Linked DNA regions of Mus musculus: all the other regions are linked to region 1. The links are chromatin contacts, found by Hi-C or POLR2A ChIA-PET in ENCODE. All regions are on one chromosome and are shown on one strand. Each heading gives the region's core, a stretch centred on a gene start or an enhancer-like site at or near the end of the contact. The rest is flanking DNA. Distances are from core to core; before and after follow the strand shown.

Region 1 (3,537 bases), core at 545-3,044:
CAGGTACTGTAGTTAGGTCTCCATTCCCCGGTGGGCATTTTCAGTCTTTGCCTGCTCTCTTTTGTGTGGAGAACGCTGTGTGGAATATTTTTGCACGTAAGCACCTCTGTGCTGTGTTGAGTCGCTTTGTTCTGTCCTAGGGATTCCTAGGAATAGACCAACCGTAAGCCTTCCAGTGGGGTAGAGCCCGGTGTTGACTCATTCAGTGCCTCTTGGGGTCCAGTCAGCGCGGGGCCTGGAGCATGGAGGGTGCTGGGGAACCAGGTGAATGAATGAATGAATGAATGAATGAAAGAATGAATGAATGCTTTTGAATAGTAAGAGGCGGCTTCCTGACAGGCTTTAGTGAATCTTTTTTAACTGGAAAACAAAACAAAACAAAACAAAAACCAAAACCACAAGAAAACAAAACCAAAACTGTATGTGCATGTGTGTCATATGTGTGTCACATGTGTGTTAGTGCCCACAGAGCTGAGAAATGGGCCTCACATCCCTTTCACCTGCTGAGCCATCAATGGCACCCAACTTGCTGCTGCTGCTTTTGTAAAATGATTGTTTATTATCAGTTGTGTGTGCGCACACGCAAGCGGGTGTGCGCATGGGCATGAGTGTCTGAACGTGTGCTTGCTGTGTGCAGATAGGGAGGACAGAGAAAAACTTCCTAAAGTTGATTCTCCTCCTGCAGGGCTCAGGGGGCCAAATTCAGGTCGGCAAGCTTGTGTGGCAAGCAGTTGTGGCCACCGGATTATTTCGCTCAGCTTACTTTTTTTTGTCCCTTTCATTTTCCTGTCTGTCTGTCTGTCTGCCTGTCTGGCTATTTGTCTACCTGTCATGTCTTTGTGTGTCTGTCTATCGTGTGTGTGTGTGTGTGTGTGTGTGTGTGTGTGTGTGTGACAGACAGACAGACAGACAGACAGACAGACAGAGTTCCTGTGAGTATCTGGGCATTTGTGTGCCATGTGCCTATTTTAAGGTCAGAGGACAATCTGGGTGTCAGTCCTTGCTGTCTACCTTGTTTACGGCAGGGCCTCACACAGTTTCTTACTGTGTCCACCAGGCTGCCAGGTTTGTGGGCTTTTGGGGGACTCCCCAGCCTTTGCCTCCTATTTCATTGTAAGAGCTCCGACATGGGATCTGAACTGCTGTCCTTGGCCATGCACAGCAAGCACTGTATCTGTTGAGCCATCTCCCCCCCCCGTCCCCCTTTTTTTTGTTGTTTTGAGATGAGGTCTTGTTATAGCCAAGGCTGAGGCAAACTACCCTCAACCTTGTTACCCTAAGTGCTGCCGTTGCGGGTTTTAGCTACCACACTGGACTTGTTTGTTTGTTTTTTTCTTCAAGACAGGGTTTCTGTGTATATCCCTGGCTGTCCTGGAACTCACTTTGTAGACCAGGCTGGCCTCGAACTCAGAAATCCGCCTGCCTCTGCCTCCGGAGTGCTGGGATTAAAGGTGTGCGCCACCATACCCGGCCTGGGCTTGTTTCTTTTAATTCACAGTGAGGTTGAATCTTTCCCCAGAGCTTGGTAAGTTGGTCGGTGTCCTTGAGTCCTTGTGTATTTTGGAGACTGATCTTCAACATGTTTATTGAGCCCTGTACCGTGTCAGCTAAGGGCAGAGCCTGCTGCCGTGCTGAGGGCCTTGTGGGTCCAGGCATTGAAACTGCTCGGGTGTACCCTGGTGATGTCATGGCAGGCTGAGTGACGGCCCAGAAAAGATCACGTCCAGCTGGTCCTTGCTTGTGCAACATCTCAAGCCAGGCAGGCATTGTTCCATGTCCCCAGCCTCTTAGACCACAGCCCAGGGTCACCTACCAGGAAAAGATGCTCCCATGCGATTTCCAGACTAGACACCCATACCTGTATCTCCTGCCATCTCCTGGGTTCCTCCCCTCTCCTCCCCTCCCCTCCCCTGCCTGCCTCCTGCTGCCTTCTGGGTTTTGTGGTCTTTGCTAGCAGCCCCTTCTGTGGCCTCTCCCCTGGAATCCTCTAAGGCTTATTTCCCAGACAACCTAGCAAGGCCAGGTGTTCTGTCTCACTCTGACCCATTTGTAATGTCAGAGCAGGCTTCTGGGACACGCCCTGCCCCCGGGAGGTGCAGTGCTGTGCCTGGGTCTATTTGCCTGCGCTATTGTTATTTTTCTGGAGATGGGGGTTTCATTATGGAGCCCTGATGAGGAAAAAACTCACTACACAGAGCAGGTTGGGCTTGAATTCACAGAGACACTCCTGTCTCTGCACAAGTTAAAGGCCTGTGCTGTCACTCCCCTCCCCCTCCCCCCCATCCTGCTCAGCTCAGCGGTGTCTCTCTTTGCATCACCCAGTGCTCCAGCTGGCCTATGCCTGTTTCCTGGTAGAACACTCCTTATCCATTGTTGACTGTGCCCAGGTGTCCCTAAGGCGTCTGAGACTTTGGACTTTGAATCAGGATGTGTTCCCTGTGTGCCCTGTCTTTGAATTCCCCCAGCGTGGAAGTCTAAGGAACTGGTGCTGAGTGGATGTTTGCTGACTGACTAACCGATCCTTTTGCTTTGGGAGGGATACCTAGCCCCGGAAGCTGGTCCTCTGATGATGGGGGTTTGCAGCAGCACCTGGTTATTCTGGGATTGAATGACAGGGGACAAGTTTTCTAGTCTGAATAGGGTTCTGTGACATGGTAGGGTATTCCTTTGTATTTAGGGTGGTTCATGACTTAGTGTCCAGAATACCTGTGCCCAAAAGAGTCGTAAGTGCATGTGGAAAGAGAAGAGGATGTGGTTGACATTTGGGTCGAGGAAGTTATTTGTTATCTGATGCTTTTTTTTTTTTTTCCCACTGTTGGGAATGAAAACCTGTTTCATGTATGCTACATACTGGCTATAATTTTGCCAGTATCCAGCCCCTCACCAGGGATTCTAGGCAGGGGCTCTACCACTGAGCCACGCCCCCAGCCCCTCATTGGGGGATTCTAGGCAGAGCTCTACCACTGAGCCACACCCCCAGCCCCTCACTGGGGGAATCTAGGCAGAGCTCTACCACTGAGCCACGCCCCCAGCCCCTCATTGGGGGATTCTAGGCAGAGCTCTACCACTGAGCCACACCCCCAGCCCCTCACTGGGGGAATCTAGGCAGAGCTCTACCACTGAGCCACGCCCCCAGCCCCTCACTGGGGGATTCTAGGCAGAGCTCTACCACTGAGCCACGCCCCCAGCCCCTCACTGGGGGATTCTAGGCAGAGCTCTACCACTGAGCCACGCCCCCAGCCCCTCACTGGGGGAATCTAGGCAGGGGCTCTACCACTGAACCACGCCCCAGCCCCTCATTGGGGGATTCTAGGCAGGGGCTCTGTCACTGAGTTCTCTTTTCTGATTCCTTTCTTGTTTATCCCAGCTCTTGTGGCCTTCTCTCTGCTCCCGGGTGCTTTTTCTTTTGCATATCTCACTCTTCAGACAGATGTCTGTCCTTCCTGGCATTTACCGTTTATTGATTGAGTTTGTGTAGAGAGGAGATGGCTGAGGGTCCTGCTTCGAACCTGAGCTTCGCAGTGCGTACGTTCTGAT
Region 2 (3,537 bases), core at 666-3,165, 120 kb before region 1:
CACTGGAAAATGATCATTGCAGACAAGACAGACCAGAATTGTTTCAGAGGTCGGGTGGGGCTGAGGTGCCTGCCCCTTGACCAGTCCCAGGACTGAGAGGTGACAAAGTGGCAACACAGGTCCTGCCTGGGAATCTGGTCTGCTCTAACCTAGTAAAGCTGTCTGGTGTCACCCAAGAGGCTCCCTCCACATCCTGCACCCCTGATGGCTGATGGCATCTTTCTCCCTTGCACCCCACCAGGGTTCTCCTGGGAATACTCTGGGCTCTCCTTATTGACAGGCAGCATTTGCCCTGCCCCACCCCCACCTGTGACTTGCAGGACTGGCAGGTCCTTGGGCAGCTGGCAAACTGCCTGAGCAACTGAGAAATACAAGGCCAGGGCCAGGGCAGTCCTGTCCCCCGGAGGCAGGGAGGAGACTGCCTGGGAAAGTTCTCTCAGGGTTGGTGACTGCAGAAGACTTTTGTCAAATTTTTTTTTTTTTTTTGGTGGGAAAGATAACTAGGGGTGTGTTTCCAGTTCACAGCATATGCTGGGGTGATGGTCACCTCTTCCAGACAAGGCCTCAGCAACTTCAAAATGCCCTGCCACCAGCCAAGAACAAGGAAGCTGGCCACTGTAGTCCATATATGGATGAAGCCTTCTTTGGTTTCAACACCTACACTTTGTGAGCCAGTGAACACCTACCTATGCATGCACTGAGGCACGGCAGGCCCAGAGCATCTCACCTGAAGCACCCTTCTTGCCTAAATCCAGCTTTCTGTCACACTCTCCCAGAAGGTGCGTGTCCTTCTAAGCTAAGCTGAGGGATCCGGCCCTCAACCCTGACCCCGTGTGTAGCTCTCAGCCAAATAGCTGGCTTGCTAAGTAGAACACTGGTACTTAGGTGAGGGGGACAGGGGCTGCTTCTCTCTGGAGGATTTGGGGCTCCGGTGACCACCAACTTTTCCCTGAGCAGCTTGTCACTCCCAGAATCCCCACGGCTGGCAGATGGACTAGTGCACAACTCAGCTGTGGCTGCACATAATAAATAGAGGATAGATGGTGGGCCCCAGCCCAGCGATGTCTGGCAGTCACCCAGAGACACTAGCTAACGGCCCAGGCTTAGTCTTGCCTGGGTGTGATCAGGCAGTTCTCCAAAAGTGCCTGACTCCATGAGAAGTTTTGTTTGTTCTATTGAGCACAGTTCCTTTCTAGATCCGGGGCAGGGGATATCTGGAGGCATCTTCTTGCAACACCTCCAGTTATTGGACCACTGGGGCTCGCCCTATGCTTGGGATAGGATGGCCTTGAGTCTCTAAGAGGTCAAGATCCATGAAAACCTCTCCAACCAGAGTTCTGCTTCCAAGTTGAACCCCAACACACCTAGCAAATTAGAACCACAGCAGAAGGGGCCCCCCCGGATCTGGCTTTCCGGCTATTGCTAGCAATTGCTAGCAAGGGGGAGTGACTCTCTGTCCATTCAATCCAGGCCCCGCGTGTCCCTCAAACAAGAGGCCACACAAATAGGGTCCGGGCCTCGATGCTGACCCTCATCCACTTAAGTGCTCGATATCCACGTGACATCCACACCCAGAGGGTCCTGGGGTGGTTGGGTGACCCCCAGAATGCAGGCCTAGTAACCGAGACATTGAATGGGGCAGTGTCCACAAGGGCGGAGGCTATTCCTGTACATCTGGGCCTACGGAGCCAGCACCCATCGCCAAAACTCTTCATCCTCTTCCTCAATCTCGCTTTCTCTCTCGCTTTTTTTTTTTTTCTTCTTCTTTTTTTTTTTTTTTTTCAAAAGGAGGGGAGAGGGGGTAAAAAAATGCTGCACTGTGCGGCGAGGCCGGTGAGTGAGCGACGCGGAGCCAATCAGCGCCCGCCGTTCCGAAAGTTGCCTTTTATGGCTCGAGTGGCCGCTGTGGCGTCCTATAAAACCCGGCGGCGCAACGCGCAGCCACTGTCGAGTCGCGTCCACCCGCGAGCACAGCTTCTTTGCAGCTCCTTCGTTGCCGGTCCACACCCGCCACCAGGTAAGCAGGGACGCCGGGCCCAGCGGGCCTTCGCTCTCTCGTGGCTAGTACCTCACTGCAGGGTCCTGAGGATCACTCAGAACGGACACCATGGGCGGGTGGAGGGTGGTGCCGGGCCGCGGAGCGGACACTGGCACAGCCAACTTTACGCCTAGCGTGTAGACTCTTTGCAGCCACATTCCCGCGGTGTAGACACTCGTGGGCCCGCTCCCGCTCGGTGCGTGGGGCTTGGGGACACACTAGGGTCGCGGTGTGGGCATTTGATGAGCCGGTGCGGCTTGCGGGTGTTAAAAGCCGTATTAGGTCCATCTTGAGAGTACACAGTATTGGGAACCAGACGCTACGATCACGCCTCAATGGCCTCTGGGTCTTTGTCCAAACCGGTTTGCCTATTCGGCTTGCCGGGCGGGCGGGCGGGCGGGCGGGCGCGGCAGGGCCGGCTCGGCCGGGTGGGGGCTGGGATGCCACTGCGCGTGCGCTCTCTATCACTGGGCATCGAGGCGCGTGTGCGCTAGGGAGGGAGCTCTTCCTCTCCCCCTCTTCCTAGTTAGCTGCGCGTGCGTATTGAGGCTGGGAGCGCGGCTGCCCGGGGTTGGGCGAGGGCGGGGCCGTTGTCCGGAAGGGGCGGGGTCACAGTGGCACGGGCGCCTTGTTTGCGCTTCCTGCTGGGTGTGGTCGCCTCCCGCGCGCGCACAAGCCGCCCGTCGGCGCAGTGTAGGCGGAGCTTGCGCCCGTTTGGGGAGGGGGCGGAGGTCTGGCTTCCTGCCCTAGGTCCGCCTCCGGGCCAGCGTTTGCCTTTTATGGTAATAATGCGGCCGGTCTGCGCTTCCTTTGTCCCCTGAGCTTGGGCGCGCGCCCCCTGGCGGCTCGAGCCCGCGGCTTGCCGGAAGTGGGCAGGGCGGCAGCGGCTGCTCTTGGCGGCCCCGAGGTGACTATAGCCTTCTTTTGTGTCTTGATAGTTCGCCATGGATGACGATATCGCTGCGCTGGTCGTCGACAACGGCTCCGGCATGTGCAAAGCCGGCTTCGCGGGCGACGATGCTCCCCGGGCTGTATTCCCCTCCATCGTGGGCCGCCCTAGGCACCAGGTAAGTGACCTGTTACTTTGGGAGTGGCAAGCCTGGGGTTTTCTTGGGGATCGATGCCGGTGCTAAGAAGGCTGTTCCCTTCCACAGGGTGTGATGGTGGGAATGGGTCAGAAGGACTCCTATGTGGGTGACGAGGCCCAGAGCAAGAGAGGTATCCTGACCCTGAAGTACCCCATTGAACATGGCATTGTTACCAACTGGGACGACATGGAGAAGATCTGGCACCACACCTTCTACAATGAGCTGCGTGTGGCCCCTGAGGAGCACCCTGTGCTGCTCACCGAGGCCCCCCTGAACCCTAAGGCCAACCGTGAAAAGATGACCCAGGTCAGTATCCCGGGTAACCCTTCTCTTTGGCCAGCTTCTCAGCCACGCCCTTTCTCAATTGTCTTTCTTCTGCCGTTCTCCCATAGGACTCCCTTCTATGAGCTG
Region 3 (3,537 bases), core at 327-2,826, 97 kb before region 1:
CTGCCTGGGCTACACAAATCCTATTGTTAGCAACAACAAAGACAACACAGATGTAAGCCTTGGGTTCCCCTCTGCATTTGTGGAAACTTTGTAGCTGTAGCAGGCAAACTACAGCAGCGGCCCCTCCTCCCTTTCACAACCGCCTTCCGCAGTTCCCAGGCGGACAGATGAATGAATGCCTTCCTCCCTGGCTGCATCTGTGTAGTCACCAGTCATCGGGCCTCCCTCCCTCCGTTTCCCCTGCTTCCTTTGTGGTGTCTCTCACACCTTTGTCTTCCTGTGCCTGGCCTGTCACACCCCTGGCCTTTCCTGAAGCCACAGTTAGCGCATGCATAGTCATTGTTTGCCTGAAAGGCAAATGTGTAGAGATCCTGGCTGAGCCTGAAGCTCAGTCAGTAGAGGCCTTCCATCCTCAGTACCATCTGTATAAACTGGGTGTGCTAGGATACCTGCGAAGCCAGCCCGGGGGGATGGGCAGAGGGAGGAGGGTCAGAAATTCAAGTTAATGCTTAGCTACGTAGTTTGGGCCCGGCTGGGCTGTGTGAGACTGTCTTGTTTCAAAAAAAGAAAGAGGAGAAAGGAAAGATGGATCAGAGAATGCTGCTGTTTGGCGGATGACCTCTGCTGGCTACTGCTGTCGCCTACTTCCTTTGGTTTTATAGATTCAAGGAACCCAGGGGAGCCTTTGAATCTTTTAGAGCCAAGATCTTTCTAGATCTTCTGCTCCCCCTGCACCGTCCCCCCATGTTTGTTTCCCGCCTGTCCATCAAACCTTGTGTTTTTGCAGTAGGCATGGTGGTGAACACCTCTGATCCCTGCTCTCAGGAGGTTGAACTGGAAGACTGGGTTCCAGGCCAGCCTGGGCTGTATATTGGTTTGTCCCGAGAGCCAGCATCCTTTGCAGAGGCAGGACCATGTGTGCATCACAGGAGCCCTGCAAGCCTGGAGATGAATTCGTCTTGTGGGTCTTCCCCAGAGCTTGATCACAGTTCATGTGGCATCTCTGCCCGGGCTCCAGCCTGCGCCTGTCTGCTGTGTAAGGTACTGCCTGTTCTGAACACACAGGCTGCCAGAACACAGCCAAATGGCCCCGTTCCTCTGGATTGCTGCCTTCTGAGGCAGGCGTGCCCAGAGATGCTGCAGTAGGTGGCAGGAGCTAGCTATAGGCTCAGGAGGCTTTGTGTGCTCTGGGCTTGCTTCCTGGGTTTATGGGGGCTTAAAGGACACCTTTATTTACCTGGGGATGGTGGTGGTGTTCTGGTGGCAGCCCTGGGAATCCCAGGCTCACCTACTACCACCTCCACCCCAGCCTACCATGAACCTGAGCTGGTACCAGCCTGGCTCCCTGTGGGGTGGAGGTGCCACAAGGACAGGTTGTTCTAGATGTGGGTTTGGAGTGCACCCCTATGGCGAGAGGATCACGTGTCAGGCAGAAAAGGGTGCCACCTTTCCCACACTGGAGGCGGAGTATTCCCCTGAGTCACCCTAGGCTGCCTGGGTGGAAGCAAGAGCCACTTGAGCCAGGCCTGGCACAGTCTCAGGGGTACCTTCTCCCTCATCCCCCCTGGCTCAGAGTACAGCATCAGAGGGGAGAGGTGCAGTCATCTCAGAGCAGCATGTCCTTGCTGGCTGGTAGTTTGAGCCAGCTGGGAAGACGTGGAGGTGGAACGTGGCCCAATCTGGGTGGGTCCCATTTCCTTGTTCTCTGCCTACCCTCAGATGTCAGATGGTACCCACATTAGATAGTTCCCCGGCAGTGCTGGGTGCTAACCAGCCTTGTTCACGGGGGAGAGGGTAAGGGCTCATTGGCCCCACAATTGGAGGGTGACTGGTTGACCTCTGTGACACATAACATCTTTTAGGGCAAAGTTCTGTAAGTGGCTATCTACTTAGAAAAAGGTTTGAAAGTATGTATAGGACACAGTGTGTAACTAAGCCCCAGGATACCTGGGCTTTAGTGCAAGTCCATACTGCCACCTAGTGGTGGAGGTGGCAGCTACTGCTGCCTGGCACTGGGCTTCCACCCCGTGCTGTTAGGAGCATTGGGATGGGCTGGCTGGTTATCTCTCTCTCTCTTCTCTCTCTCTCTCTCCTCTCTCTCTCTTTCTCTCTCTCTCCTCTCTCTCCTCTCTCTCTCTCTCTCTCTCTCTCTCTCTCTCTCTCTGCTGCTCATGACCCTGCATCCCTCTTACCTGCCACTTTCTCACCCTGCGAAGCTATGGCAGAAGGAAACTAAATTCAGGGCTGGCCAGGACACCGGAGCGAGACCCCATCTAAGATTTAAAATCCAAAGGGCTGGGCATACGGTTCTGTGGTGAAGTGCTTGCCTAGTGTATGTGTGGTCTAAGTTCAGTTCCCAGCGTTGAAAATAAAAGTCCAGGTGGCTGATCTATCTCTGCCATCAGATCGGCTCCCTAGGGCAGTTGCATGTAAGTCCCCTAAGGCCAGCAGGTGTGGCTGTGGCTGTATGAGAACTGGGGGGGGGGGGGGGGTTTGGGGGGAGGGCATACTGAAGATGGGATGTGATAGCCTTGAGCTGGCAGGTCTGTAGGCAGTGGCTAGCCTCACTCATCCCTGGAGTCAAGTCCCTAGAGCTCACACCCATCTCTCTGCAGGTTGGAGCAGCCCTACTTCAACGCCAACGCTCAGTTCTTCCAGGCACTGGGCCAGTGCTCGTCTCTGCAGCGCCTGTGCCTGGTATCTCGCAGCGGCACCCTGCAGCCAGATGCCGTGCTGGCCTTTATGGCCCGTTGCCTGCAGGTCGTCATGTGTCACATGTTCACCGGAGAATCCCTTACCACCTGCAAGAGCCTGCAGCAGTCGCTCCTCCGGAGGTGAGTGGCAAGGCCTGGCAGCTGACCGGGAGGTCTCAGACAGTACTGCTGTCCCCAGGACTCAGTGTCCTCAGCCCGTTACCGACTTTGAGGAGATGGAGCACCAGATTCTAGCAGCATGATCAGAGGGCCTGGCCTGCTGCAGGGGACTAGTTCCCATGGATAGTCTCTGGTCTCAGCCATGGAAGGCTGAGACAGAAAGAGCCCAGGAGTTAGGGCTAGCCTCAGGTACAGAGTTTATCCTGGAGTCTAGAAGCCAAAGTTTGAGTTTACTGTGTCTGATGTGGGCCCAAGAAAGACTTCTTGACCCTTCCTTCCTTCATCCTTGTAAAGGCTGGACTCCCGGCAATTCAGAAGCTGAGGCAGAACTGGGAATTTGGAATACTTGGTGAATTCAAGGCAAGCTTGGCCTATAAGCAAGGCCATTTCAACAAGCAAGTAAGGGGCTGGGAGTTTAGCGTAGTTGGTAGAGTGCTTGCCCAGCTGACACTAAGCCCTGGGTCAGTTCTTACAACATGGGGCTGGAGAGATGACTCAGAAGTCATCTTACTGCAGCTGGGACATGCCAACACGCCAGAGGCAGAGGCTAGCCTGGTCTACAGGTCAAGTTCCAAGACAGCCAAGATAGCCTCTCCTGGCCACTTTGGGCAACTGTGTAGATGTGAGGCATATAAGCTTATGTGAGCTCACATTACATGCACAT

The links. Hi-C counts contacts between places; a loop is a spot of excess contacts on that map. ChIA-PET counts read pairs that join two places held with the same protein, here RNA polymerase II (POLR2A).
Region 2: POLR2A ChIA-PET joins it to region 1 with 12 read pairs in embryonic stem cell. The contact joins the promoter of Actb here to the enhancer-like site in region 1. POLR2A ChIA-PET finds 5 or more read pairs at or near these places in 4 of 5 experiments (Patski and embryonic stem cell).
Region 3: a map of T-helper 2 cell shows a loop between it and region 1 (2.3-fold over the local background). The contact joins two enhancer-like sites. A Hi-C loop is called at or near these places in 5 of 37 maps with a recorded cell type or tissue (T-helper 17 cell, T-helper 2 cell, gastrocnemius and 1 more). POLR2A ChIA-PET finds 5 or more read pairs at or near these places in 1 of 5 experiments (embryonic stem cell).

The regions. Positions count from the first base shown.
Region 1 is chr5:142,781,473-142,785,009 of GRCm38, reverse strand. All of the region lies in intron 4 of Tnrc18 (trinucleotide repeat containing 18), which reads left to right. Among named protein-coding and RNA genes, the nearest start is that of Gm31365, 29 kb to the left of the region's middle. Within about 2 kb of position 1,794, at least 1 of the 3 ENCODE cell types and tissues checked has a DNase peak (open chromatin) inside an H3K27ac peak, as active enhancers do; it is heart, where a contact is called at or near this core.
Region 2 is chr5:142,905,132-142,908,668 of GRCm38, reverse strand. It overlaps Actb (actin, beta), which reads left to right and starts at 1,915. Exons shown (of 6, transcript NM_007393.5): 1 at 1,915-2,017; 2 at 2,977-3,105; 3 at 3,193-3,432. The coding sequence starts at 2,983.
Region 3 is chr5:142,877,955-142,881,491 of GRCm38, reverse strand. Fbxl18 (F-box and leucine-rich repeat protein 18) reads left to right here. Exons shown (of 5, transcript NM_001033312.3): 4 at 2,616-2,834. Among named protein-coding and RNA genes, the nearest start is that of Fbxl18, 16 kb to the left of the region's middle. Within about 2 kb of position 1,576, at least 1 of the 3 ENCODE cell types and tissues checked has a DNase peak (open chromatin) inside an H3K27ac peak, as active enhancers do; it is heart, where a contact is called at or near this core.